Regions from separate parts of the Mus musculus genome. Here region 2 is linked to region 1. The links are chromatin loops, found by intact Hi-C in ENCODE. Cell type or tissue: heart. All regions are shown on one strand. Links, peaks and the distances in the headings refer to the core of each region. The heading gives the core; the rest is flanking DNA.

The links. A loop is a pair of places that touch in the nucleus more often than their neighbours do. Peaks named below come from ENCODE experiments on the same cell type or tissue, not always from the same donor. Only the 100,000 strongest peaks of a DNase experiment are listed, where the experiment ranks them.
Region 2: it touches region 1 in a loop (2.0-fold over the local background); 3 of 42 quality-filtered maps call a loop at or near these places.

The regions. Positions count from the first base shown.
Region 1 is chr8:37,049,387-37,061,129 of GRCm38, forward strand. No RefSeq gene overlaps it. Among named protein-coding and RNA genes, the nearest start is that of G630064G18Rik, 31 kb to the left of the region's middle. In heart, for the core only: no CTCF peak of the experiment used is centred there; a DNase peak (open chromatin) is centred at 7,215.
Region 2 is chr8:36,987,965-36,999,707 of GRCm38, forward strand. It overlaps AI429214 (expressed sequence AI429214), which reads left to right and starts at 5,611. Exons shown (of 1, transcript NM_001039220.3): 1 at 5,611-7,569. The coding sequence starts at 5,736. The coding sequence ends at 6,617. The region is part of intron 2 of G630064G18Rik (RIKEN cDNA G630064G18 gene); the gene reads right to left. In heart, for the core only: no CTCF peak of the experiment used is centred there; DNase peaks (open chromatin) are centred at 5,577 and 6,337; H3K4me3 peaks cover 1,662 bases; H3K27ac peaks cover 836 bases.

The DNA.
Region 1 (11,743 bases), core at 6,229-8,728:
CCAACATGAGGCAGACTAAAATCTCATGCAACAGCCAACTTTATTCAGAGCATGAGGCAATTTAAATTCTGAAGGTTAGAATGAGTCACCTGGGTAAAGTGGTATAATCACTAGGGCAGGCTGCACATGGCAAGACCATGTTTCTCCATGGAAACAGATGAATAACAATGCCCAAAGTAAACTCACTCCTATCTGCTATGCCTGGGAGGAGCACAGAAACACATTGCAAGAACACTTCTGCTTTGTGGAGGAACCGGGATTTCAAGATTGTTATCCTCTTTACTTGGAGTTTTTCTCAGAAGACCTCAGAAATTTCTCACACGGCTTCATTCATGGACTGTGTTCTGAGAGGTTCAACACTCAAGGATGCTAATTATTAATAATAAATTAATTTAGTTAACAACTAACAGCAAGAATGAATATATATATATATATATTCATATCTCTGTAATATATCAAATGAAAATTCTTTACTGGCCAACACATTCCTCTGAAACATAAATACTGTAGAATATGGGCAAAATGTATGTGTAATGCTGACAAAATTTCAGTCTTCATAAAAGCAAATAAAGATTACGTAGCATTCAGATTAAATTTGTTCCAGTGGTTACATAGTCCAGATGTTCATATTTATTCCCTGCTTGTTAATAAATATAGATCTGGAATTAGCTGAGCAATTTGTTCCTTTTCATTTTATTCTATGCTTGTGGCTATGTGTGCCAAGCTTGCCTTCCTAGAATACTATGTCATTCTTATATTCTGCAAGGGAATAACAGCCAACAGATGGTGCGAGTACAAAAGCATGAAGCCCAGATGCCAGTATTTACAAAACTTCATTTCTAATGAGTGAGGATGAATGCCAGTATGTGTCACACAATGGTGAGCACGGAACAATATTTGGATTTAAGTTGGAATTGGGTATTGAAACTGTTCTCTAGGACTCGAATTGTTGCCCATTTAAATTCATAGAAAAGTAGACAGAGAGAATGTCAATCAAACAAATATGTTTGCTGGTATATATTAGGAATCACGAAACTCTTGAATTGGGGTTAAACAGTTATCATAAAAATGCATTTATAAGCTGATATTACTTAACAAAATAATGGGCGGTGAGATGGGAGAGCCTCAGCATGTCTTTCTATGATGCCTCTTGAAGCAGTATGCTTGTGCCGTGACAAGTGATATTAATTCAAGAGATGGTAGTCCTCATTCCATGAGGGCTTGGTGTGAAAATTCTGCAGGCATTCTGTGAAGTTCTGTGCACTAAATACAACATTAAAAGATGACAAAAAAAAAACTTCACTGAGAAAGTAGCTGCTGTGGCATATAGGGGGTGCTTACTGTGAATGGAGGCTGTCAAACTGGAGAAGAAATATAGGAAGCACAAGGCATTGCCACAAGCTTTCCATATGGTTGACTTTGTGAAGGCAGTAGGGACAGATGCCCTGTCAACATAAACTAAAAACATCCTACTCTTTGAGTTGATTCATGAGAGGAGGGACTTTCTTGGAAATCTGCCAGTTTCCTGTGCTGGACGTGCATGGTAAGTAGGAGTAGTTAAGACTATGGCAGATAAGTGTAATATTCTGTATGTTTATAGCCACAATGGAAAATGTGATTAAAATGTGCCTACTACTTTTAAACTTTAGGGGAATAATGATATCTTCAGGTAGTGTCTATGGTGATCACACTCTTCATTCCGCTAATCAATGAAACCCAAAGGCTAATTTGTCAATGATCATAAAAGAAGTGGCATCCCCAAATCTCTACAAGAATCTACAGTTCCAAAATTATGCATGTTCTGTATAAGTCTTTTGAAAGAGAGAGAGTACTGAGACAGAGGGCTATGGGTATAAATGCTGAGTGTGTCACAGAATGTTATGTATCTGTGTCATTAACAGACAACCTTCTCAATCATGAAGTTTTCTTCTGCTCCAGGGAGCAGGTAAACAAAACAAGATTTTTTCTCATAGTGATTCATGATCTAAAAGGAAAACATAAGATTAGATCTTAGCACAGAGTGCTTAGGTAGGGACTCCTAGAAGAGGTGGGGTAAGATGATACTTAAGTGCTGAGAAAGAATGGTGTGTCCAGCAGCCATTTGGAAAGAGTTCCAAGACTCAGAAATGTAGTAAAATGCTTCAAGGAAGAAAGAAAATTGATCCTTTTAAACCATGAAAAACTTCTACCCCTGAAACACAGGCAGTGAGGAAGATGTTTCCATAATACAGAGAATAAATCCAGAGAAAATGGTAGAAAACAGAAAGACCAGCTGTAAGTTAAGATGTACAGATCATATTCTAAGTCCAGGAAGACACTTATATATGTGAAGCATGTATTGTATTGGTTACTGCTCCTGTTGCTGTTATGAAGTATCCTTACTGGAGCAACTTAAAGGAGGACGGGCTTATTTTGGTTCACAGTTCAAGGGCACGATGCCTATGCCAGTGATGTCATGGCCACTCACATTTCATTGGCAGTCAGAAAAGAATTGGTGAATGTGAACACCCAGCATTCTCCTGTGCATTTAGTTCTGGACTCAAGCTCATGGGATACTTTTGAGCACTGTTACAGCAGGTCTTCCTACATCCATTAGCCTAATCTAGATAATCCATCACAGATATGCCCAGATAAACATGCGATGGTTAATATACTGGCTAGTTTTGTGTCAACTTGACACAGCTGAAGTTATCACAGAGAAAGGAGTTTCAGTTGGGGAAATGCCTCCATGAGATCCAGCTGTGGGGCATTTTCTCAATTAGTGATCAAGGGGTAAGGGCCCCTTGTGGGTGATGCCATCCCTTGGCTGGTAGTTTTGGGTTCTATAAGAGAGCAGGCTGAGCAAGCCAGGGGAGGCAGCCAGTAAGGAACATCCCTCCATGGCCTCTGCATCAGCTCCTGCTTCCTGACCTGCTTGAGTTCCAGACCTGACTTCCTTGGTGATGAACAGCAGTATGGAAGTGTAAGCCCAATAAACCCTTTCCTCCCCAACTTGCTTCTTGGTCATGATGTTTGTGCAGGAATAGAAACCCTGACTAAGACAGTTAATATATTCAACTTAATAAGATCCAGAACGACCTAGGAGATATGTACTAAAGATTGTCTATTATTGAGTGGGAGAAAGAAGTGGCTGTGATATTAGAAATTTTAACAGTGCAGGTGGAGTGATAAGCACAGGCTTAATATATATATATATATATATATATATATATATATATATATATATATAAAACCTTATATATGGTAAAACATATTTTCAATCTTGTGCATTTTGACACACAAAATTTTTCTATACTTTGGGGGGGTCTGTATCACCAGTAAATGAGAAAGAGCTCTTGAATAACAAAAAGACAGTTTATAAAAATAAAACTAATACGTGAACTAATACATTGAGATTACAGAATGGGGAAAATAAGAGACTAGAAGGACAGACAGAAAATGGTAGAACAGTATCTTGGTAGGATGTGTGTATTGTCATAGAAGACCAAGGCCCAGTAATAAAAGCAGCATTTATTTCACACAGTTTGGTAAATCTATTTATAATCTTTTCTTAAAGCTTATTTATTTCATTTTATATGTACGAGGTTTTTACCTGCCTGTATGCATGTATCTATCTCATGTATGTGCCTGATAACTTCAGTGGTCAGAAAAGGGCACTGGCTTTTCTGGAACTGAAGGGACAAATGGTTAAGAGCTGTCATGTGGGTGCTGGTCCTTTGTAAGAGCAACAAGTACTCTTAAACGCTGATCCATCTTTCCAAGGCTTCTTTGTATGATCCTGTGAATGCATTGTCATTATTACCTCCCAAATATCCCACAATCAATGTGCAATTAGTAATGGCATATAATACTTGGTAAGATACAAACATAGACCCAGTGGGTCATTTCAAGTTCAAAGTATAAGCTTATTAGTTCTAATTTGACTGTCTAAAACTTGAAATAAAATCTTAAACTTTTTCAGCATTGACATAATACTACAAAGGGAAACTTGTACACTTGAGTTAATGTGAGGGGTGTCGAATTACCTGCAGACTATATGTGCAGGGTGTGCATGGAATATAAAAAAATTTTGTGTTTTCATCTTTTAACTATGTCATTATGTAAATGAAGATATGATTTAATTGCTTTCAATATTCAAAGTACTTCTGGACCTAAGCATTTCTGATAAATATGTGTCCGGGACAGTACTACCGCTTTGCGCAGAGCACTTGTCTAGCATTTTCAAGGGTAGGGGTAAAATTCCCAGAACCACCACAAAAGAAATAGCTAATTGTATGAACATTTTATAGATGGAAAGAGCAATACGTTTATGCTCCATAATGCTTCATGAGGGAAGATGCAAATTTGAAACGAACACAAACTGGCAAGTTTAAGTTTCTCCTTTGGTATACTGGTCATAAAGAGACAGTATTATAGAACACTAAAATCCAGAGAGGAAAACTCATTTTTTTTTTGCTAAAATTCTATATCCAGCCAAGCTATAAATAAGAGTGAGTATAAAAAGAATACATTTTCAATAGGCATATTCTCAGAAACTGCCTTCTACACCTCTCTTTGAAGTTTTGGAGAATACTTTGAGCAAAATTAGTAATACTATATATAGTATGTTCTGTATGCAGTAGGTCAAGCTAAATGAAATAAGAGAACATTCTAGATGCCCAGTCAGGCACTGTTGGGGATTGGTTTTAATGCTTTAAATTAATTGGGAATCTGCGTGTTCAAATGTTATAGGTCCTTGTCCCCAATTGGTTTTTGACTGATCAGTAGCGAGCCAATGGCCAATGGCTGGGCAGAGAGAGAGGGGAGGAACTTTTAGATTGCCCAGGCTTGGAACTGGAATAGAGGAAGGAAGAATCACCAGGTTTCAGAGGGAGAAGGATTTGATTTAGTGCTACAGAACAAAAGTCACCCGAAATGTAGATGAGAAGGAATGCAACCCCAGAAGGGCTGACCAGAAGCATCTTGGGCAGCAAAGACTAGGGGGCCACCCAGAAGGAATAGGCCAGCAAAGATAGATCATGGATTTAGAGGGTGTTGAGTCAGGAGTACCGGAGGGACCGGGCGGAACTGCCCAGAACTGCCCAGCCTTAGAGCTAGCCAAGGCATTTCAAAAATAAGCTAATGTGTGTGTGTGTGTGTGTGTGTGTGTGTGTGTGTGTGTGTGTGTGTGTGTGTGTGTTTCACTCATGGATCCAACGAGTTCCTGGGTGGGTGTCTGGAAGCTCATGAGCCACCAGGAGCACAAAGCTGTGTAACTCAAATTACTGGTACAAGGCATCCGTACTCGTGTACTAGATTAAGACTGAAATGATGGGGTTAACTCGGAGAAATCTTTTAGTTGTGAATTTAGGAAGTGGAATTTGGGGCAGCATGCTGCATCTGATACTGGGGGACACAGAAGGTTCAACACCTTGCTTTTATATGAAAATGTCGTTATCTTTGAAGTATGGATATGGAGCAATCAGTTTTAGCAATGGTAAGAAAATGAAAGGTTATTTTTAAGTCTTTACCAATTGATTAATTATTTTGATCACTATAGTTATTTTGGTTAATCTCTACCAATTAGAGAATATGAATATTATGAAGGCCAGTGATACTAAAGTAAATCCATAGTTGATGCATTGGGTATGGAAGGAATGAATGCAGTAGGGAAATATATTCCGCAAGGAAGCAAGAATTATGTGACCCCTAATGGGTCACAGAAAGAGGGTTGGAAGTAAAGTTTGTAATCATAATTAGGATAGCATCTGCAGGCAGTGTGATTTTTTACAAAAGGTAGAGTAGTAGTTGTACTGGCTAATTTTGTGTCAACTTGACACAGCTGGAGTTATCACAGAGAAAGGAGCTTCAGTTGAGGAAATGCCTCCATGAGATCCAACTGTAAGGCATTTTCTCAATTAGTGATCAAGGGGGAAAGACCCCTTGTGGGTGGGACCATCTCTGGGCTGGTAGTCTTGGGTTCTATAAGAGAGCAGGCTGAGCAAGCCAGGGGAGGCAGCCAGTAAAGAACATCCCTCCATGGCCTCTGCATCAGCTCTTGCTTCCTGACCTGCTTGAGTTCCAGTCCTGACTTCCTTTGGTGATGAACAGCAGCATGGAAGTGTAAACCAAATAAACCCTTTCCTCCCCAACTTGCTTCTTGGTCATGATGTTTGTGCAGGAATAGAAACCCTGACTAAGACAGTAGTCATGTGTCTTAAGTTAACTAATTTATTCTCTATTATATCAGAAAGTCAATAAATGGTTTCTATAGTTAATACATTGAATAACATGATTCACCAAAGCTGATGTCATTGAGAGGAACTGAGAACATCAAATGGAGAGCAAAATGAAGAAAAGCAGAGATCTTATGATCCTAAATTCTTAAGAAGTATTTATTTGATTGTTGGAAATGAGTGTTTCAAGTGTTTTTAGAATACGCATGTTTATTTTAAAATAGTTCTTTTGCTGTGAATTAGCAGTATATTTTCTTAACTATTAGATTTTAGCAATCATTCATTATAAATTGCTTTTTTGATTTCTTAGTAATATTAGAAAACTACAGACATTGGAAAAATGTATGGAAAGGGTAAATGTATGGTATGGGTTACCTTTGATGAACCCAAACTCACAGGCGTATACTGATAGAAGAGAACATTGTGTTAATTGTCTGATGTGTGCCTCAGTGGGTATTTATCTTATTTGTTTGTTGTTTTTTTATTGCTAGGCAACGATGATATTTATATAATTGCATCACTGGTTTTATTATTATGTTCTGGAAACTTTGATAATAAAACGAGAACTCACTTTGCGCTCTAAGCTCAATTCAGAACAATTTTAGTTAAAAAAAGTTTTGGAAGAATCATGGAAGCAGCCAGCCAAGAACTAATAAATATCTCATGGACAATAAATTGCACAAGATTTGAATATAATCTGTTCTTAGTTTGCTGCAAATAATTATTCAGTGTTTTAGGATTTCCACTGACTATACACTAAAGATATTTCAATAGTTGTGAATGATAAATCACATGAATATAAACTAACAATTATACTTCTGAATAATTGGTTGGAATACCTTGTATAAAACCTAAGAGGATATAATCCTTATTATTTAAGATTCTTTCTGCCATTTGTATCAAGTGGTTAATATTATTGGCACACTTTATATTCTGGAGCCCTGATATTGCACAAGCGGGATTGGCACATTCTTGTGTCCTAGCTAATAATAACACTCATGGCTTGCAACTGTGGAAACACGGACTTGACAGAAACCCAAGAATGTCTACATCGCTGAGGGACCAAATGAAGGAACATGCAGGTTCTGAGTAAGGATATTTACTTTTTAATAAAAGAGTATGATTGTTTTTAATCTGGACTTTGAGTAAGTATCTAGGCATGTGACATTTGCCCTTATATCAATATTTGCTATTTGAAATCAATTTTGATTTGCTTGCACCCCCAGTTCACAGATCCATTTCTTCCATTTTGACCTCTTTCTTCTTGACCTGTCAGCTTCCATTTTTAATCCTTGTACAGAAAATGTATTGGCAAACAAATACTATCCTTAATGGATAACAAGATGGAGACTATCCAGTGTTTATTCAAGGATGATTTCTGATTAAACTATTCCTTTAACAGGCTTCAGCATATTTGATAGAACTAATTTATTACACAGAATATAATTATATATGTGCTTAAAATATTAAGGAGTCACATAAATGCCCAGTGGTTATGTAATGGGGAAAGCAAAGGCCTCTCTTAGGATGCTAGCCTTTACTAATATGTGTTAACTGTATTTTTGTGACTCCTCCTGTTATAGTATCAAAGTTTCAATTTTTGTGTATTATGGGGAAATGTAATTTGAAATTATCCCAGTTAAAATAAAATACAACATGTTACTATTTCTCTATAGCCACAGGATTAACCTGAAACCATGAGATGGATAAGAAAATATTGATAATTTGGCTAAAAAAAAAGGGAGAAGACAGTGCTAGTGAAGATTATTTTGCCTATTAATTAAATACCACCAAGGAAGTCATCAAAGAGCACATTTAGTTGCTGCAACACTTTAATAATGTTGTAAACTCCTGTCTTTCTTTGGAGAGCACGGTCACTCTTCATGGGTCTCCCTTGCACAACACATATGATTGTGTATTGGCATTTACAATGTACTGAACATATCCAGGTTAGGAATGAGATGGTCTCAAATACGCCTGACCTCATAACTACTATAATTCTACTTCAATTTGCAAGCCAACCTTTAAAACGTTTAGGCTATTGTTCAGTATGGAATGTCTATTTGCACCCACACTATGACATCATTTATAAATTTGCAGCTTCATCTAGAAGGAATTATCTCTAGACTTTTGGCTTGGCTATGGTGGTCTGCATCAGGTGCCCCAACCTTAGAAATAAAGATAGTCAATAGTGCCTTTATACAATGGACATTTTATGTACCAAGCATGGGATTTTTTTTTATCTTATTCTGCCCTTAAAATCTGTTTTGCATTGTGTAATTAACCCTGCTGCAAGGAATTCCTTCAAATGAATTATTATTTTTTTAAATAATTAAAAAGAAAGTTTAGTTAACTAAGATCATTATAAAACTTGTCCAAGATCTTGAAACCACTGCTAGAGTTTAGACAAGCTGTATCATAGTGGGACCCATTCCATCAGGGGGAAAAAGATTTAAATAGCTTTAAGTTCATGTAATAAGTTCAAGAGCCAACATCTAAGCCCATCATAAAATAGGTGGTGAAAGAAAACGAGAAAGAGTCAGGTAACCTGTGTGTCCTTTAGTCCCCAAACTGCTGTGGACCTTTTAAGGCTTTAATTATTTTTTCTAAAAGTTTCTAAAACATTAGTCAGATTACTTTATTTTATTTTTTTTGGTAAATGAGAGAAATAACATTTTAATAGAGTAGAGACCTTTCAACCTAGGCAGAACTTTTACATCCTTTAATTGGAAAATTCAAGTAACATAAGAAAAAGCTGAATTACGCAGAAGAGCAAAGCCATTTTCAGTTTTGTGTCTCCAATTTTTATCTGCTTCGAAGGCAGTTGGTGGGTGAAAGAACACAGCCTTAGTCCCTGTCTGAACAACAGGACAAAGGGAGATTGAAAGAGGAAATAAAGAAAACAAATACTGCGCAGGCTTTCCTATGTACAGCGGAGCAATCTTGCTAATAGTGATTCCGTCTGGCCCTAAATCAAAGGAACTAGATAAGCAGTCCCTCCCACCACCCTGGGAAAAGACAGAGTGGGTTGATTTTGCAATCTTCTCAGAAACTACTATGGGAATTGTGAGATTGCGAATGTGGCGAAGGTTAGGTCAGCCCCAGGTCAGCCATTGCTTTGCAGAAACCTTTATTAAAAACCTACTATGTGCCCTGTCTTGGCCTAGGAACAGAAAAGGCAGTTTCTGAACATGCGAGGTTCAGAGCCCATTGGAGTAAGATGCACAGCTAGGTGCCAGTGCGGCTTGGTCAGCTTCCAACAGGATTACCAACGGAGTTTGGGTCAGGTAAGAGATGAACAACTCAGATTGAGATTTGTGAAGCTCTTCCTACAGCAAAACTATAGATGGTTCATGAAGAGTCACAGAGGTGGCAACAGGGAAGCAGATGTTGGGGAGGAGGGAGAGGCATTGCTATTTGGCCACATGGGGCTGGGGGCAGAGTCTACATAGAAACTCAGAAAACCATGGTAACAACAACAGCAACAAGAACAAATGGCCGCCACCAAGCTTCAAATGTATCCTACACCATATCGGCTTCATGTGTCATTTCACTAACATTCATATCAGTTGACTGTAAGATATTACCCACATATCTAGAAACAAGGAGGAAAAACTCAGAGAGATAAAATAACTAGGTTATGGCCAATAAAATTTCATATATTTTTCTAGGATCCTGTTATTAGTGTGGTTATTTAACACAGCAGTGCAATTTTAAAACTACCAGAAAACTTAGAACATTTCTTGGGTAGCAGTAAGAATGTATACACAGTTCTGTCTGTCTGTCTGTCTGTTTGTCTCTCTCTCTTTCGTTTTCCAAAACAGGGTTTCTCTGTTGTAGCCCTGGCTGTCCTGGAACTCACTCTGTAGACCAGGCTAGCTTCAAACTCAGAAATCTGCTGGTCTCTGCATCCCAAGTGCTGGGATTACAGGCATGTGCCATCACTACCCGGCCACTGATCTCTTTTTTTGAGACAAGGTTTCACTATGTAGCCTAGAGTGGCTTCCAACATAAGAGCCCTCTGCCTTTCAAGTTTGCTTTCACACCTGTGTGTGCATACATAGCTTTTATTGTAAAGAAAAGAATAGAAAGTAAGTTGAGCTCAGAGCTGGAAGAACCTGGAAAAAATTTCAAAGTAACTAAAACTATGTATTGTAGAATGAAGGAAGCAAGCATTCCCTATTGACCTTATTGGTTAGGTCAACTTGCTTTTTCTTAGTATGCTTAGAGAGGCAACATATCTGATATTGCCAATCCAATAACTCTCTGGACAAATATAAATTGAAGATATCTTCAGCTATAGTATTTGCTGAGTGGATCTAATAGTGGCAGTACCAACATCTGAATTCATAGAAAATCCAACTCAAGTTAGATAAAAAGTACATTAAATAAATACACCATAACAACACTATTGACTTTGATATACATCCAAAATGGCCTGTCAGTTTTGCCAATAACTCCGCAAGTTCACTATTAGCCACAAGATCAAAATATCTCTAACCTATTCTGCCACATACACACTACATTTGCAAGCTGTCTTTCTTTTTAAAATTCATTGAGACTGATAACACCACACAGTGAAACTAACCAGTTTAGAGTTTTGAAAGCCAAGACTATTGTCTGTTTTCTAATTATTCAATGATAGTGGTTTTTGTCTACTCCAATGTGATTTTAAGTAGTTGTAAAGGCATGTCTTTCTTCTGAAAGATGCTCTTCATCAAAATATCCTGTAGCTATCCTGGGGAATTTGTTTACCATGCCATTGTGTAGCTGTACCAAGGAGAGGTGAGGAAGACAGGATGTGTGCATAGATGATAACACACACAAGCTAGCTTCGAGAAGGTGAGTGCAGGACAGGCATTGAGATGTTCATCTAATGTCCGATTGTGCTGGTTATTTCATTTTTTATTTAAAGTCAACTCAAACTAGAGTCATTTGAGCAGCTGGACCCTTGATTGAGAAGCTGACCTCATCAAGTTGTGATGTAGGGTAGACTACAAGGCATTTTCTTGATTAATGATTAGTGTGGGAAGACTCAGCCCACTGTGGACAGCACCATCCCTGGGCAAGTGTTCCTAGAGGTATAAGAGGGGTAGCTAGCTGAATGAGATCCTGGGAATCAAGCCAGAAAGCAGCATTCCTTCATGGTCTCCTGCTTTCAGGTTCTAGTTATGAATTCTTCCTATAGCTTCCTTCTGTGATGGGGGGGGGGAATCTGAGAGTTGTAAGTGGAAATAAAACATTTTCTCCCAAAGTTGGTTTTGGTCAGGGTTTTATTAACTGTAATAGAAAGCAAAGTAACACAGCATCTAACGTTTCTTTTCTATTGTCTTCAAAACTTCTTCCTCCCTCCCCATCATTTTGAGGATAACTTAGCTTTGAGGATTCTTTAGGATAATTTAGATTTCTTCCCTCATTTTCTGGCTTGGTTCTCAGGACTCTGGTTCCCAGTAGCCTACTTGCTCCATCTGCTTTCTTCCTTAAGTTCTCAATACTCGGCTCTTATTTCCCCATCATAGCAAAGATAT
Region 2 (11,743 bases), core at 4,380-6,879, 63 kb before region 1:
AGGCCCATCATCAAGAGCCACAGATTCCTGTAGTTCTCCCAAATATAAAATATATATATAACTCATATTCAGATTCAAACACCGCAGCTGAATTCATTTTATAGGTCCTCTGTGCTTTGAAGGGAAATCTATTCTATTTAGATTTCTTTTATAGTATTTCCTAGATTTGATCTGAAAGCCAGTCTTCAATAGTGTTGTGCACTCTCAGGGTCTGACTGCTTTTCTGATCTCACGGGGATGCTGGAGATCATTCTGGGCTTTAGCCACAAGGAAGCAGAGCTAAGTAAAGCAGAGATTTGGGAGCTGCAGAACAGCTTCATCTTACAGCGCCATGCTAGAACTATTAAACAGCATGGAAAATGTGATCCTGCCATTCAAACTTGTACTTAGCAATGTCTGTTATGAATTGTCTACATTGCTGCCCTTAGTTAAGTCATGGAGATGCTGCTTTCAAACAGCAATTTTGAATTTTACACTCTTGCAGTTTTATCTGATAATCAGGTAGAACAAAGGTAAATTATTGCCTCGATGCCTAAAATAATTAAACTTCCTGAAATATATCAATCAAAATGTACTTCTACATTTTCTCAATGAGAACAATGTTTTCTTAAAACAATTTCTTACTTGAGTCATGAAAGTCTAGTGATCACTCTGGGGGGCCAGCCAGTCAAGTTTCTGATAGAATCTTCCCAGAAAGAGGCCACCTCACAACTCTCCTTATTTATTATTTATTGTCTGTTTTGAGGATTGAACCTAGAGCATTTGGTAAGTGCTCTACAATGAGTCAACCCAAAGATATTTCAAAGCCAGGTCCCTACATTTAAATATTCTTTCCCCTCTCCTCCAAGAAAAAGGTTGCTAGCGTTTTTTATACAAAACATCTACCCTAAAAGTGCACTGATTAATTTGCTTTTAATCTGACTCCCATATGACCTAAATTCTTACATCGCAGTCTTGATCTCCGGCAATTCAGAATGCAGAGTGTGACCTTATTTGGAGACAGGGTCTTTACAGAGATAATTAAGTTAAAATGAGGTCATTAGGTTGTGCCTTAATCTCATACAGCTAACATCCTTGTAAAAAGAGGAATTTGGACATGGAGCCATGCATAGAGGAAAAACTATCATGTGGTCATAAAACAATGGCCATCTACAAATCAAAGAGAGGGGCTCGGAACAGATCCTTTCTGTAAAACAGTTAGAAGGAAACAGTCCTACAAATACCTTGATCTCAATGCCAGTTTTGTTTAAAAAGAGAATTGAAATGACTCTCAGCTTCTCGTAATGAATTAAACAATTGTTAGTTAAGACATTGGTTAGCCCTGCGCAATAGACAGAGGATATTTTTTGATTGATCTTATTATATTTCATTATGTTATGATTTGCTGTTATCTCTTAAAAAATAAGACTAGGAAATTCGGAATGCCTGGGCTCATAATTTCTGTTGCTAGTTTAATCTGTAATAGCAACGTCAAGGTAAATTTGTTTCTAAATATTTACTTTAAAAATGGGTATCACATATTTAGGAATTATGCAAAAAAATAGAACCCGCTATATCCTCAGAATTTCATTCAGAATTTTTTACTTATATGCTCTGCATCGCTGGCCAATAAACTTGGGGATTTATACATGTGGGGCAAGCGTTTCACGACTGAGCCAAATTCCTGGCCTTAATCATAGTTTTTAAAAATGTCAGCCTGATAAAGTGAATAATGCTCTGAAAATATTAAAAGAACACAGATGGAACATCTGACACTTTTGGTTGGAGAGCTTTCATTAATCTACACATTTCTCTAAAAGTCTAATTATCCATCCGCTTATACATACGAAAATTTTGCAATTGTATTTCAGAGGCTAACTTTGTTTGATGCCTATCATCTTGACTTATATATCTAATGTCCAACCATTTCTAAACAATGAGAAGTTGTCTGTGTACTCTACCAATCTGGACAAAGACAAATATCTAATTTAGAAAATGAGGACTCTTTTAAGTTCAAAGATAATTGGCTTATCCTTTCAGGTAATTACAGATGCAATTAGGAAGACAACAGAATTAGAAATGAAGGGAGCGGGACGAGTAGCTGGTGCACAGCTTGTTGTTCAAAGGCTGGAGAACTCGGATTCAACAGCCAACACCCAAACACAACCAAATCTGCCTTGAGGGGCCTAAAAAGAAGTGGTCATTTGCACATAATGTGATTGTATATCTGAAAATTCACAGGAAAAAAATCAATAGGAAAAAAACTGTTACAGATAGCATGGCCAGCTGAGAAAACAAAGGAGATGGAACAAGATGGTTTGTACCCGGGTTTGAAGGGTGCTTCCATGTGTCTCACTGTTAAAATTCGGAGGACTGTGCACCAGCAAAAGGGAAGCCAGTTAAACAAGACACTTTCAATACAATCAAAATCTACTACAATCTAAGAACGGTTGGGAAAGGACTGAAAATTTTTCATACAAAATGAATCCCTTTAAAGGCACAAACAACATACGTGAGTAAGGCAAACTGACAGAACACTTAGGACTCATGTCACAGAAAAATGAACAGTATTTTCAACACAGAAAGTGTTGTTTGAGTGCTTTGAAATAATTGAAAGTAACGATGAAGGTGTTATAATAAAATAGATAAAAGAAATGAATAGGCAGTGCACACTGAAAATAAATCTAAATGATCCTTATTTATATAAAAATCTGTTCCACTTCGCTAATAACAAAAGAGGTTCAATTTTACATTACAAAAGATATAATTTCAGATATATCAGCAAAGACCCACAAATATGAATAAATGGCCCATAAATCACGCTCTCCGAACAGGCAGTTTTATATAGTTTCTGGCTGAAATGTCAAAGGTATACTCCTTACCCAGGGCAGCTGGAAACCCACATGCATCTTTACTCTGTGCTACAGTAATCTCACTAGTGGGAATTATCTTCAATACATGTCTCCCGAGACACAAAGAATAAGTAGAAACTGCCCATTCAAACATAGTACATTCTTATAACAGGATACCGTGCAGTTACTGAGAGAAACCAGGGAGGATACCTGAACGTTGATTCAGGGTAACACACACAATATATTTTTAAAAGGGAAACAGTCTAAAAAGTATGTAGCAATGTATACTGGTTTATCTTTCCAATACCAAACTAGACGATAAATTATAATATTTGAAATTATCTCTAGTGAAGCTAGTGGATATGGACAGTATGCAAATGTGGGTGACAGATACCATGTGTGTAATGCCTGGGAAACATGGCTTTACTGTATATTTCCTATTTAAGAAGGAGAAAGAGGGAAAGGGGAGAGACAGAGGGTGAAATTTAACATTTACTGAATATTTGCCTGAGGAAGACTGACAAATATAGGACTGTCTGGAATACCACATATTATCAATTTAATGACTTTCTGTAGCCACTCAGATAAGAACTTGTAAGGAGATGACATTAACACAAAGAAGTGAAAATGTAATACTAAGAGTTGTTTGCATAAACTAGAAGAAAGGATTCTGAAATTTGTAGATATATGTTAGCTTAAGTATAAATAATTTGTAATACAATTGTTGAGACACTGAAATGCTATCATTATACTCTCTGGGAAGTATATACATATTTTCTGTCAATTCCATGGTTTGTTTGTTTTTTTTAATCCTAATTAAAAACAAGAACTGTTGAATGTGACTTCCCGTGTTTTTCTCCTGTGAATCCCGGTTGAACATACATTTAGACGAGCCAGTGGAAGTAATCTGTGTCTCTCACTTTTGTATGAAAAGAATTTGGGATCCAATGGGAAGATGGGACTCCCTCCTCCTCTTCCCCTCCATGCTTTCTGACCATGCCACTCTCTTGAAACATTCAATTAATAAAAAAGTGATCTGCGGCGTTCTTCTTGCTCACACTTTTCTTCCCATCCTCTAAGAAGCACCGCATGTCTTTTGCCAGTGCTCCACAATGTCTTCACCTCTGCACACTAAGCACTAATGACTCTCAGGTATGGGAGTCAGTAGATGCATTTGACCTTTAGTTTACAGACAAGAAACAAATAGGGACTTGGGTTTTAAACAAAGACACCATGAAATTCCACCCTGCAGTACACTTGAAATGTCGACAGTGATTCACATAAATCACAGCTTCTATTTTCAAGTCCAAACTTTGACTTCTATCCTCATGAATATTATCTGAACATGATAGTATGCTGCAGCTATTTTTCTTCTTAAACAGCAGTTACTAGAATGTTAAACTGTCCACAGTATCTCGCTACTTTTATGAAAAGAAAATTGATTAATTTCCTATTCATATTTTTTGGTCACAGATGAAGCTATTTTTAAAAAACAGATAAACTTACAGTGCTAAAAGATAGAAGTTGGATGAGCCTGGGTATTAGCACATGGACGTTATTAGAGGATGTACTTTAAAGACACATTCCTTGTTGGGGGTGGGGAGAAAAATGAATTATATGGAAATATGAATGGGAGCATGAGGGAGGATTTTGAAACAATTTAGAATAAAAACACGAATCCTGCTGGAAATCCCTTAGATCCACAATTGTCTTTCTGCTTTCTTTAATTTGGCCGAAATGAGGAAGTTGGAAAGTTCTTATCTTTAAAGGAAGGCTGACCAAATTTCTCAGATTATCTTTGAATATTTCAGACCATTGACCTTGGCAAAGTAAGGGAGTGGGTGAGGACACACAAGGATGAGTCGGCAGTGTCGGAAGGGATGCAGGGAAGGAAGACAAAGTGCATTTGAGAGTCCAGTGTGTGTGTGTGTGTGTGTGTGTGTGCGCGCGCGCGCGCGCGCGCTTTAGGGTCATCATCAGGATTTTCAACATGTGCCTTTATATGGCATTTGGGTCTGAGGCAATGTCTTTTAAAAGCCCCGTATTAGAGGGATGTATCATTGGGTAAGGGCTTGAGTTTGAAATTAAATAGGAGGATACTTAGACTTTCTTAAAGTGGAATTACTCATGTCACAAAACCCACTGTCCCTTTGTAAGTGGTATTAAGCACACTAACAGATTTCTTGAGCAGGCTGCATCTTTAGGCTTTATCCTCAGAGACTCAGATATACAGAATGCAGGAAATGCACCCGAACCCTCCGTGTAAAGCATCTTGTAGGTGGTAATAGCCATACAGCACAACATCTAGAGATGAAGGTATGGATCTGGCAGTTGGAAGGGACAGCACCTAACACTGTGGTTTTGAGGAATCTGCGAGGGTTTTCAGGAGCCTTGAGAGACTGTGGAGAGACCTTAGAGAATATTGTGAGTATTTCCATTTTTATTCTAAGGCAAATCTACAAACAGCTTCTCCCTTGGCTCTAAAACAGGTATGTATTACTGGGGACTTCAGATAGCACTTTTTGTGGAAATTTTGCGGCAAGACGCGTTATCTCTTTTGTCAAGTGCCATCTGTCTGTCTCCATGGGACTTACGTATGCTCAACACCTGGTCTGACCTGAAAGGTTTGCGACCTTTTCCCTTGAATTACACACAGCAGCCTGAGGGCTGAATTAAAAGCTGTTGAACGGGCTCCTGCAAGAGACAGGAAAGGGGCGGGATACCGGAGACCACTCACTGCGCATGACCGGCCCGCGTTGCCATGTCAACCAGGAAAGGCATACCCGGAAGAAGAAGCTCGCGGCACTCAACTACACCAAAGATTGTGCCCTGTCGGCTCCTCTTTACTGGTTCCAGACCCATTTTTGACCAGAGCAAAGCAGATGAGGAACTGAGTCCGAGACAATGGGGTGGCCACCTGCTCAGAAGCCGGAGGACTCAAAAGAAGAGCACGGAGGCCCGGCCCAGACGGACGTCTGTGCTACTCAAGTTTCAGAAGAGTTCCCCGGGTCCTGTGCAGATGAGGTACTGAGTTCTGGTTCCATCAGCTTCTCTGGAGAATTACAATCCTATTCACACACCTCTGAGAGCCCAGTCGAGACCAAAACGCCGACTACAAGTTCGGAAGAGCAAGACGAGCAGTCAGAACTTTCACTCTTACAGAAGGATGAAAATAAGCTGAGTGAAATGTGGATCAACCATCTCAAGAGCAAAGAAATTCATTCTGAAAGATCTCAACCCGACCGTAGACTCCCACCAGAAATCCCTAAGGAATCCGCAGAAGAACTGGATGCCCTGCAGTCTTTTTGTACTAAAAAAGTAAACTTGATTCACCAGAGACAGGATTTAAGAGCTAAGAAAAGCAACAGACCCAAAAGGCTGCAGCTCAGATGGATTGCAGAGACCTCAGAGGTAGATGCTTTCAATTGTACGATCCCTGATGAACTGTGGAACAGAATCTATTTGGAAAACACGAGAGCGACTCTGGCGTACATAGGGGCGATTACGCAACACATTTCTTCGCAGTGTCCCAGCTGTAATAGCAAAAGAGCAGAGCTGGCTCAGTCTGACTTCCTGAGACGAAGGAAAACTTTACTGCAGTCACTACTACTCCAAGAGAAAATAGATGAACACCTTCATACCACAGACTTTCTCACCCGTGTTGGAGAAGCACATCAGGGCTTCCCCAGGCTTTCAGATGATCCTAGGATCATCTGGAAGCGACTGACTGAGAAAATGCTGAAGGGAAGCTCCGGCTTTGGGCGGGCATATTCAAAGCAGGTGTAGGAAGACTGTACAAGTCTTTTTAATGATTCTCAACTCACACGTCCAACCAGATAGGAGGTGCTGACTACTAATGATGATATGTACTATGCCCAACCAGGGGATGGTGACTATTGGTGATTAGTGATAACATGTGTTGTGCATACATGTACCTGGTGTGGATTTGAGTAATTACCATCTCATATAGAGGAAATTTAGAAACTAATGTAAGATTTACTTCTGCTTCCTTCACTGAAGTCTAAATCATTAAATCCAATAGATTTTTCACATTATGGAAGACAATTGGAGAAATTGCAAAACTTTTGTAATCTAGGGGAATATATATATATATATATATATATATATATATATATATATATATATGTATGTATATGTGTGTGTGTGTGGTATTCTCTCTATACACACACACACATATGAATGATGGTAGTTTGGAGTGGTGGTGGACAGTACAGAGAGAAAGAAGTAAACAGATATAAGATAGTTAGGAAGCAGCGATGAGGGCTGGTTTTGGTGATAAAGAGGCTGTGGAGACTAACTTTGAAAAGGCACTAGGATTTTGACTTGTGTACCTGTGTACTCGACTGAATAGTAATTTCCTTAAGACAGAATTCTATTTAGTTTCTGTCAACTTGACAAAAACTAGAGTCACTTGTGGAGAGGAAACCTCAACTGAGAAATTGCCTTTCTCCACCGGTCTCCAGGCATTTCTGAGGGAGCATTTACTTCCTTAATGATTGAGGCGGGAGGGTTTGTGCCACTGCCATCCTTAGTCAGGTAGTCTCAGGCTGTGTAACATGGCAAGCTCAGCAAGATATGGAAAGCAAGCCAGTAAGTCACATTTCCCCATGCGTTCTGTTTAGTCCTTGCCCAAAAGTTTCTGCCTTCACTTCCTGTCTCTGCATCCCTCTATGACCTACAATAACCTATTAACTAAATAAAACTGTTTCTTCTCTAAGCTAGTTTTGCTTATTCAACACACATACACACTCCACCCCACCCCAGTAACAGAAACCCAACCAATTGGTACCAGAAATCGATACCAGAGAGTAGGGCATTGCTGTGACAGATGTGACCATGTTTTGGCTTGGGTGTGTGGGGGTGGCTTTTGTGGGAAGACTTGAGAACTTTGTGCTAGGCAAGGTCTTTGCAGTCTCAGAGCTTAATGACCAGGTAGGAGAGCCTGTAGCATAGGAATGTTGGGGAGGGGCAGATGATGGAGAGCTGGCTTCTAAAGGTTTAGAGGGAAACAAAGACCCTATCAGGAATGTTTATGTCAGAATCAAGAATCTGACAAGGGGTCATTGTGCTGGTTTCTATCTAAGCTGACACAAACTAGAGCCACTTAGGAAGAGGGAGTCTCACTTGAGCACTTGCCTCTATCATACTAGCCTATGTCCATATCTGTGGGATACTTCTTGATTATATCAAGGCCTGGGCTACTGTGGCTGGTGCCACCCTGGGGCAAGGTACTGGGTTGTTAGGAAGCAAGCTAAGAAATCCATTGGAAAAACAAGTCAGTAAGCAATACTCCTCCATGGTCTTTGCTTCAGTTCCCGCTTTCAAGTTGTTGCTGGGAGTTACTACCATGTCACCCCTAAATGATGGGTGGTACTCTGTAAGCTTAGCAAATCCTTTCCTTACCCTAACTGGTTTTGATGGATGTTCTTATTATATTTCTGTATAATAAAACACAATACAGCTAGGAAGACTACAACATGGCGAATTTGAAGGTGTGATTGAATATAATTCTTTATATCTAAGTAGTGTGTGGTGTATTTGAGACATATACATTGAGAGTATAAAGAAGCAGGTTATTTATATGTAGAGTCAACAGGAAAGGTTTAGAGGCTAGACTAGTGGGGAAATCATTGGCATGTAGTTAGACATTGAAGCCGGAGATGGGACAAACTTCTAGAAGCTAGGAGAGAGAAAAGAAGCAGACTGATTGCAGCTTCTGAGAAATGCTGACCATTAATAAAGTATGTTTGTGTGTGTGTGTGATAATCATGCAAGAATAAAACAGCGAAATAAAGAATATGAATATATACTACATAAAGAGTTTAATTGCTGGCAAGAAAACAAGATGAAGCTGAGGGCTTCAATATAGCAGTGTGTGTGTGCGTGTGTGTATTGTATATAACGTACACATATGTATCTATATTGTATATAACAATGCGGGATTGTTATAAACAATCCATTTTGGTCATAATGATTTTATGAATCTTCTCTATGTCCTAGTTTTCGGTCAAACAAACTATCATTTTTTGAAGAGCAGTTTGCCATTAATGGGGGGAAATCACATGTTCCTTGATAGCTCATATTTATGATTTATTTTTCTATAAAAATGCTAGCATTGATGGCATTACCCAGAGACTGTTTTCCACACATCAGATTATTTGAGTGAAAGTTAATTGTATTTGCAAACGATGGCTCTTTTTTTTCATTATTTTTTTAATTAGGTATTTTCTTCATTTACATTTCCAATGCTACCCCAAAAGTCCCCCAAACCCCCCACTTCCCTCACCCCCAATCCCACTTCTTGGCACTGGCATTCCCCTGTACTGAGGCATATAAAGTTTGCAAGACCAATGGGCCTCTCTTTCCACTGATGGCCAACTTGGTCATCTTCTGATACATATGCAGCTAGAGACATGAGCTCCGGGGGGTACTGGTTAGTTCATATTGTTGTTCCACCTATAGGGTTGCAGACCCCCTTTGCTCCTTGGGTACTTTCTCTAGCTCCTCCATTGGTGGCCCTGTGATCCATCCAATAGCTGACTGTGAGCATCCACTTCTGTGTTTGCTAGGCCCCGGCATAGCCTCGCAAGAAACAGTTATATCAGGGTCCTTTCAGCAAAATCTTGCTAGTGTGTGCAATGGTGTCAGTGTTTGGAGGCTGATTATGGGATGGATTCCCGGCTCAAGAGATTCTGTAGCCATCATGGTTAAGATTTTAGTCTTTGAGCTAAGCCTTCATTTATGCATTAATGATCTTTTTTCCTGGAAAATATCTTCTTAGTCATTCCTAAATAAAATGGAAAAAGTCATTGCCACCTACATAATAACTTTTCAGTTGAGGTCCAAATTACATCATACTTTATCTTCAGCCTCTCAGCAAATTCACATTTTATACAATCAAAACTCTGAACATTGCTCCACTTAGAATTCCCCGTAATAAAGGTCAAACTCTATTAGCCAATCAGTCCGGAAAACCTCATCTCAATAGGCAGCTGCTTTTCTTCAACAGTCTCAGATGGATTCTCTTCAGTACTTTTGACTGTCACTGCTCTTCGTAGGATATTTACATATCTTCTCCCTTGTTTTTCTCTTCATACTATTCCCAATTTTTTTTTTGGTTATTTTTCTAACACACAAATATTTTAAGTAATTCTGTTAACTTAAAACAGAAAACTTGAGTCAATTCTCCTCCATTACAAAAATAGTTAAAAGCAATTGACATTATGAAGTAGTTCTATTATATCTGTCCTAGAATAATCTTTCTATTCTCCTGACTGCTATATTCAAGCTTCTCTCCAGGACTTGCTGTCCCTCACGTTCTCCTTTTCTCTGTGCCAGTATAATTTACAGGTACAAATATGGGTCAAGTTTCTTACCTGACGCCTTTTTTTAAAGCTAGCATGTTCTTTATTGCTTATTTTTGTCTATAAATTTTGTAGTTTTAAATATGTACTGTGTTTACATGATCCAATAGTCAAAGGGATACGGAAAAGTTTGGTATGCCAGATCTTATCCCCATGGCTACTGTGCAATCCCATTCTGGACCAGCTGCCTCCAAGATCTTTGCTCTTTCTAGGCAAATATCTGCCACTGATTTGAATCTAGGACAGCCAGTCATACCAAGATATGATCATGAGATGGAGTGAATTCAGGGAACTTAAGGGTAAAAGTTTATTAGGGAGGGCTGAAGTATTTCTGCACATTAAATCCATAAAAATTTTGATGTGAAACACTAGTGTGTAAGGCCTAAACAGTAATGCTTAAATTGTTTTTTATATACCATTCCAATACTGTTTGTGCAAATATAAGCACCAAAGGTGTTTTGGTATATAGTCTTGTGCTTTGGCTAAGTGTTGCTTATGGGCTCTGTCTTCAACGTGTAATACTATTGGAAGCTAAGAGAACCTTTATACAATGGTCTAGTGGGTGGAAGTTGGGTCACTGAAACTGTGTGTCCTTGAAAAGAGTACTAGGAACTTCCTATTTCTTTTTCTTTTCTAAGTCCCAAGACCACCACACTGTGCTCTGTCTAATGTATTGTCTCACTACAGGCTCCAAAGCCACAGGGCAGGAAATGGTCTGGGACCAGCTGGGCAATGTAGGTTTTTCACCCAGTTTAGAGTGATGCTTAGGGAACCGTTAAGGCACACTTCTGATTATGTCTGCATGAACGTCGACATAGAGGATATTTGTATGTAGCAAAACAACAGAGGGGGCCAAACCATCACTATGGTGGGTATCACTACTCAACAGACTGGACCACAAAACAATGAAGTAGAGAAACAGAAAGGCAGCCAGTGTGTGTGTGTGTGTGTGTGTGTGTGTGTGTGTGTGTGTGTGTGTGTGTGTGTGCGCGCATGCGCGCGCGCGCACACACACACTTGGTCTTGATCCATTTCTTTTGAGTGAATATGGATGTTCTGCCGCTATGACCCATGAATAGCAGACCACAGTTCCAGTCTTTCTAGGAAATCTCACTAGTCATTAAACAGGAAGAATAAGTGTTTTGATCAAATTCATACTGCATCACTGGCCCTGTTTCTCCTGAGACATTCACTTTCACTTATTGAGATGGTAATGGCTTATCTGTGTGTCTAGTACTCAGAGAACCATTGTTTGCAGAAGAGAGCATGCTAATAAACTCAGTGTTACAATTACATATGTAACCTATTGGCTATATTCTTCTGGTGAGCCCTTCCCAACTGAGCCAAAATAGAAACCCAGCTCATTCTATGGCTGAATAAATAGTACAGGAGAACTAATAGAATACCACATACAAATATCCTCTATGTTTATGTTCATGCAGACATAGACAGGGCCAAGAAGTGGGAGTGAGTGGGTAGGGGAGCAGGGTTGGGGGAGGGTATAGGGGACTTTTGGTATAGCATTTG